Linked DNA regions of Homo sapiens: region 2 is linked to region 1. Evidence: chromatin contacts called from ENCODE Hi-C or POLR2A ChIA-PET data. All regions are on one chromosome and are shown on one strand. Each heading gives the region's core, a stretch centred on a gene start or an enhancer-like site at or near the end of the contact. The rest is flanking DNA. Distances are from core to core; before and after follow the strand shown. Region 1 holds the start of TTLL4 (tubulin tyrosine ligase like 4). Region 2 holds the start of ZFAND2B (zinc finger AN1-type containing 2B).

Region 1 (2,772 bases), core at 76-2,575:
AACTGTTTCCAGTTCTCTTTTCAGGACTTGCTGTCCCTTTCCTAAAGCCACTGTGTATCTGGAATGTCCTCCCACCTCTCTATTCGCAGAAAACACTTGATAATTTTTCAAGGATTGATTCAGTCCAATATAAGTAGCTGCTAACTTTCTGAGCACAAAGTGGGTGGTTTAAATGCAAACAGTGTCTCAGTATTCAGTGCAAGAAACAGAAGGATGGGATGGAACACTGTCCCAAAGGGTCCCCCAAATGCTAAATCAACAGGTGCTGCAGTTAAAGAATAGGTGATTTGTAGTATCTGAGAAAGCAAAGAAGATTTCATCAAGGAAGGATTAAAATATTTCCGAGATCCAGAATGGGAATGTGAAGACCAGGAGGAATGGCAATAATGTCGTTTTCTAAGTAAGTCCGGATTAAGTATTTCCTGTTCTATCACAGCACACACCACAGTATGGCAAATGCTCGTTTACTTGATTAATAATCTCCTAGACTGTAAATTCCGTGAAAACATGCTTGTCCTATTAGCCACTCTATCCCCTCAATCCCTCCCATTGTACCCAGGCTCATTAAATATTTGTCAATGTTTACTAAAAATTGTTTAGTGAATGATTAAATAAAGGAATTGATGAATGAAGAATTAAATTCCACAGGATCTCAGATCCTGTTTGAATCTGTGGAGTTTAGGAACGTATTCTTCTACAGATACTGAGGATGGAGAAGTGAAAAAGCAGATATCCATGTTAAATTCGGCCCTGGAGCCTGCGAGGAGCTTGGGCTCACACCCAGAGGGAATTTAAACCTCAGCGCGGCAGGACAGAGGAAGCTCGGAGGCCATAACTAGGGGATGAGGCAGTGTTCGGGCACCCGGAGGCGAGGCCGACTAAGTTCGCGGGGCGTGGCGGAGAGGAGAAGGGCTCCGAGGAGGCGCGAAGTCCCGGCCGGGTAGGAGGCCGCGGCTCCCTGGCCTCCCGGGGGATGAGAGGTGGCGGGAGGAAGCGGGGCTAGGGTGAGAGTGGCCGGAGGGCTGGGGACCCGCGCGAAAGGACTCAGGTAGAGGGAGGTCGGGAGCGTGGGACCGGCGGAGTGTCTGGGGTCGGCTCCCCTGGCTCCGCAGCCGCACTCACCTAGGGGATCCAGCTTCGCCCCGGCTCGGCACCGGCTCCACGCTACTTCCTCCCTCGGCCTGCTGGGCTACCCGGCAGCCTCAGGCGCCCCTAGCAACCACGCACCGCCACGCGTGACAAGCGCACTCGGCCGCCAGCGCCGCTGCCGCCTGCCACACACCGCGCGCGCCCCCAGCGGACAGACCGAGAGTCTGGAAGAAGAGGGCGGGAGGCAAGCGCGGGGAATCTCGGGGGTTCTGGGGCCTGTAGGGGCGGGTCGTCACCTGACTCGCGCACGCGCAGTCCCTTCAGTGCGGTGGGATCCGGCGAGCGGAATTCTGGGAGATGTAGTCCCGTGGTTAAAGCTCTGAAAGGCTCCATTCGGAGCATCCAGGACTCTCTCTTTCTACTCTAATTCCACCTACTCCCTATGGACTGTTTTCTTTTTTAGAGACAGAATCTCGCTCTGTCGCCCAGGCTGGAGTGCAGCGACGTGATCATAGCTCACTGCGAACTTGAACTCCTGCTCAAGCGATCCGCCCGCCCCCAGCCTTCCGAGTAGCTGGGACTACAGGCACGCCACCATGCTGGGCTATTTTTAAATTTTTTTTCTCAGGACAGGGTCTCACTATGTTACCCAGACTGGTCTTAAACTCTTGGCCTCAAGTGATCCTCCTGCATCAGCCTCCTGGTCGCTGGGATTACAACGGGAGCCCCCACGCCTGGCCTGGACTCTTTGGCCTTGCCTCAATTGAAAATCAAAGGGCCCAGGCTCAGTTGAAGGATTTCTAGAAAAAGCCTTTGAGTTTGACCGCAGGAAAGGGGAGATTGCCCGATTCACTCTGCCTCCCTCTAACCCATCCTTCCCTAACCCCAACCCACCCAGCGGGGCAAAATTAAAACCACCTGCCTGCTTTATGGGCTTCAAGTGTGAACGTTAGGAAATACTGACTCAATTCCTTATCTCGTTAGCTCCCCAGGCAAGCCAGATCGCGCTCCTGCCTCAGATGTCCGTAGACCTGAGAGATTTGGAGATCTAAGAAAGCTGGAAGATGAAAGGATCTTTCCTAGGCAATTGGCTACAGAAATAAAGGGGACAAAGATAAAACTAATCTGATGAAAACAGTCTGGACCAGAGGAAGGATCTCAATAAATAACTTATTTAGTCAACAGTCGTTGATGGATGCTAAAAGTATTAGATAATTTATGGGAGAATTTTACACTGAAGGATGTACACTGAAGATAACCTACATGTACTAATCAATCTTAGATCACGAAACATGGGACAGCTGAGCATTGTTTCTTGATGTGATGCAATTGAACAGAAATATTTATGAAGTATAGCGTATTTTTGTAAAAAAAAAAGTTGAGTGACTCTAATCAAGTTTTGGCTGTAATTTCCAGTTAACAAGAAATAAAGAGAAACAACTGTATAACACTACAAGAAAGCAATCAAACAAATCCAGAATGTGAGCCAATGTACAGAATAAATGACCTCTTCTTCCTTCAACAATTTTAGGGTATAAAAATGAGGAGAGATGTTTTAGATTATAAGAGATTTAAGAAATATATTCAAATGTTGGCCAGGTACAGTGGCTCACACTTGTAATCCCAACACTCTGAGGATCACTTGAGGTCAGGAGTTCAAGACCAGCCTGGGCAACATGGTGA
Region 2 (2,859 bases), core at 1-2,500, 500 kb before region 1:
GGCTGGTTGGGTGCCCCTCCCCAGAGCAATCATGGTCCAGTGGATGCCGGTGCTTGATGCAGAAGTTTCGGCTACAGCGTTCACAGGTCAGTTTCATCATTTCTCGCTGCCGGCAGCCAGCGCGTTCACACTTATTGGTGAAGATCTGAGGTGAAGTGAGAAGGTTGTCTCTGCTGAGACTCTGATTAGCTGTTTGGGTTTCCAGGCATCCGTAGTCCCAGCTGGGTTGTGGCTGACCCCTACAATGTTTACCTTACGTTTTTGCTGTGCTGGATCAGAGCGACAGTCTCTGTCAATGTGCTCTCCCACAGCACGGTCAGGGGGCTCCCCTCTGGCCACAGGCACAGGCACATTACAGAGAGGGCACACAGGTACCTGGATATCCTGTAGTCAAGGAGCAAGGGTCAGTCTGTGGCCCACTCCAGTCCAACAAATCTCTGGTCCTGAAAGAACTTGGATATGACCCACCACAAACACGCAAAAAAACAGTGTTTCCCAGCACTGACAGCCTCAGAAGGACAAAAGGGAGAAGAAACGTGAGACACAGATTTGGGGGATTCTGCACGCATTCTCCATCTGCCTGCTTTCACCCTGAGGATCGCCCCCTCACCTTTTGGTAAGCAGATCCACAGTGATGCTGGGCGTAGGCCACATGGTCTGCGCAGAAGATGCCTGAGCAGGCATCACACTTAAGCGGCAGAAAATCTGCAAAGAGTTGGTCGGATTGCAGGTCCAGCGGGACCTCGATGTCCTTCTCTCTCACTCAAGTCTTCCACTCGGGAAGGAAAACGCCACCCTATTTTCGACACACCGCCCCTTCCCAAGCCCATTACCTCCTTGGCCACGCCCCCTCTGCCGCTGACCACCCCCCCCCAGCTTCAAGCCCCGCCCCCCGGCATTGCCAGCCTGGGAGCCCACCCTTCCCTCCCAACCTGCGGTTCAAAGTCCCTGTCCGCTGGGCCCCGCCCCCCGCGCGCTCCGCCCCTCACCCAAGCGCTGACAGCTCGGCTCCGAACAGTGAGCGCCGAGGTCCGGAAACTCCATCGCCAAGCCGGGCAGGGTCTGCTAGGAGAAGCGACGAGTGCTGAGCGTCTTTAGGGCTCGTGCTCGAAGTCCGCACCGCGACCCCGCACTCTGGCGGGCTCCCTGCCCCGCCCCTTCCTCTCCCCCGCCCAGCCCGGGTTACCGGAGCCCCCGCGCCAGCCGGCCCCCGGCGCCCGCTCCTCCCTCGGCGCGCGCGGCGCGCTGACGTCATCCCGCAGGGCTGGCGCGTCCGGCGCAGTCTCCGGGCAGCCGGGGAGGGCCTCGGTTGAGCCCCGCCCCGCCTCGCCTTGCTCTAGAAGGCTGAGTCGGAAGACTGTCCCGAGGCGAGAGGGTGTTGATGCGCGGCTCCGCCACCCTGGGCGCGGGCGTAGCTCCGCAGAGGAAGGCCAGCGAAGGCAAAGACGGATATCTTGGGGGATGGAAGGCTGGGTGGTTTGGGGTCTTTCACAATTCGGTCCTTAGCCCGCTTCACACACGATGCCCTCCTCCTGGCCATTTTGTTCACGGCCACGGCTGCCCTTCGCCTCCACGAGCTGACAGCTCCTGTATTTCTCTGAAGTACAGACGTCTCTAGAGCTGCAGATCCCTCCTCAGTCTGAACTAGGCGCACCTGCTATGTGATCTTACTTCTTCCATTCTAGCACCCATATCACTAATGCGACCAACCCCTATATGAGCATACTGGGAAATCAGGAACCACGTCTACCTTGTTTCGTGTTAGGTCCCAGCACCTAACAGTGCCTAGAACAGTGTGGTCCTCAGTCTTTAGTGTGAATCCAAATCGCCTACGGAGCTAGTTTAAAATGCGGATTTCCGGGCCCTGGAGCTTCTAATTCAGTAGGAAGCACCTGAAGGAATTCTGACACAGATTGCCATGCACCACACTCTGAAAAACCCTAGCCTAGAATATTCTTAGTAATTATTGAATGTAGCCAGGACTACAGGCACAAGCCACCGTGCTCAGCTAATTTTTAATTTTGTAGAAATGGGGTTGGGGAGGGGTCTCTCTTTGTTGCCCAGATTGGTCTCGAACTCCTGGCCTTAAGTGATCCTCCTGCCTTGGCCTCCCAAAGTGCTGGGATTACAGACGTGAGCCACCACACCTGACCAATATAATTTTTTTTTTTTTGAGACACAGTGTCACTCTTGTCACCCAGGCTGGAGTGCAGTGGCATGATCTCGGCTCACTGCAACCTCTGCTTCCCGGGTTCAAGCGATTCTCCTGCCTCAGCCTCCCAAGTAGTTGGGACTACAGGTGCACACCACTGCGTCCAGCTAATTTTTGTATTTTTAGAGACGGCGTTTCACCATGTTGCCCAGGCTGGTCTCGAACTCCTGACCTCGTGATCTGCCCGCCTCGGCCTCCCAAAGTGCTGGGATTACAGGCATGAGCCACCACTCCCAGCCAATATTCTTTTTATTTTAAATTGCATCCAGGACTTTATAAATGCTTTTATTTTGTTTCAATATATAACTGTCAGATTTCAAATAATTTTTTCCCAGTCTCATTATAATCATTTGGTTCTAAGAATTTTGTTTATTCATTTTTTTTCCTCTCTATATTCATCAGTACAATTTAGAATTGTAGGCTTCCAGTCCCGGCATGGTGGCTGACGCTTGTAATTTCAGCACTTTGGGAGGCTGACGCAGGAGGATCGCTTGAGCCTAGGAGTTCCAGCCTGGGCAACATAGTGAGACCCTGTCTCTACAAAAATAGAAAGAATTGTAGGCTTTCAGTTTGGAGAAACGTGTATGGAGCAGACTAAACAAAGATAAACACTGCCTCTCTCCCCACTCCCACTTTACAAATGCTCA

What was found. A loop is a pair of places that touch in the nucleus more often than their neighbours do. ChIA-PET counts read pairs that join two places held with the same protein, here RNA polymerase II (POLR2A). Pooled maps may share reads with other maps.
Region 2: a map of CD8-positive, alpha-beta T cell shows a loop between it and region 1 (4-fold over the local background). The contact joins the promoter of ZFAND2B here to the promoter of TTLL4 in region 1. A Hi-C loop is called at or near these places in 2 of 168 maps with a recorded cell type or tissue (CD8-positive, alpha-beta T cell and naive thymus-derived CD4-positive, alpha-beta T cell), 4 of 37 single-sample maps with no recorded cell type and 13 of 50 pooled maps. POLR2A ChIA-PET finds 5 or more read pairs at or near these places in 2 of 52 experiments (HEK293T and Panc1).

Annotation. Positions count from the first base shown.
Region 1 is chr2:218,709,388-218,712,159 of GRCh38, reverse strand. It overlaps TTLL4 (tubulin tyrosine ligase like 4), which reads right to left and starts at 1,325. Exons shown (of 20, transcript NM_014640.5): 1 at 1,123-1,325. It overlaps LOC124907983 (a long non-coding RNA gene), which reads left to right and starts at 676. Exons shown (of 2, transcript XR_007088089.1): 1 at 676-940; 2 at 2,074-2,558. RefSeq lists silencers at 934-983, 994-1,043 and an enhancer at 1,424-1,523.
Region 2 is chr2:219,205,173-219,208,031 of GRCh38, reverse strand. ZFAND2B (zinc finger AN1-type containing 2B) reads right to left here and starts at 1,250. Exons shown (of 9, transcript NM_138802.3): 1 at 990-1,250; 2 at 611-705; 3 at 253-384; 4 at 1-145. The coding sequence starts at 1,044. RefSeq lists enhancers at 1-291, 1,409-1,658 and a silencer at 959-1,358.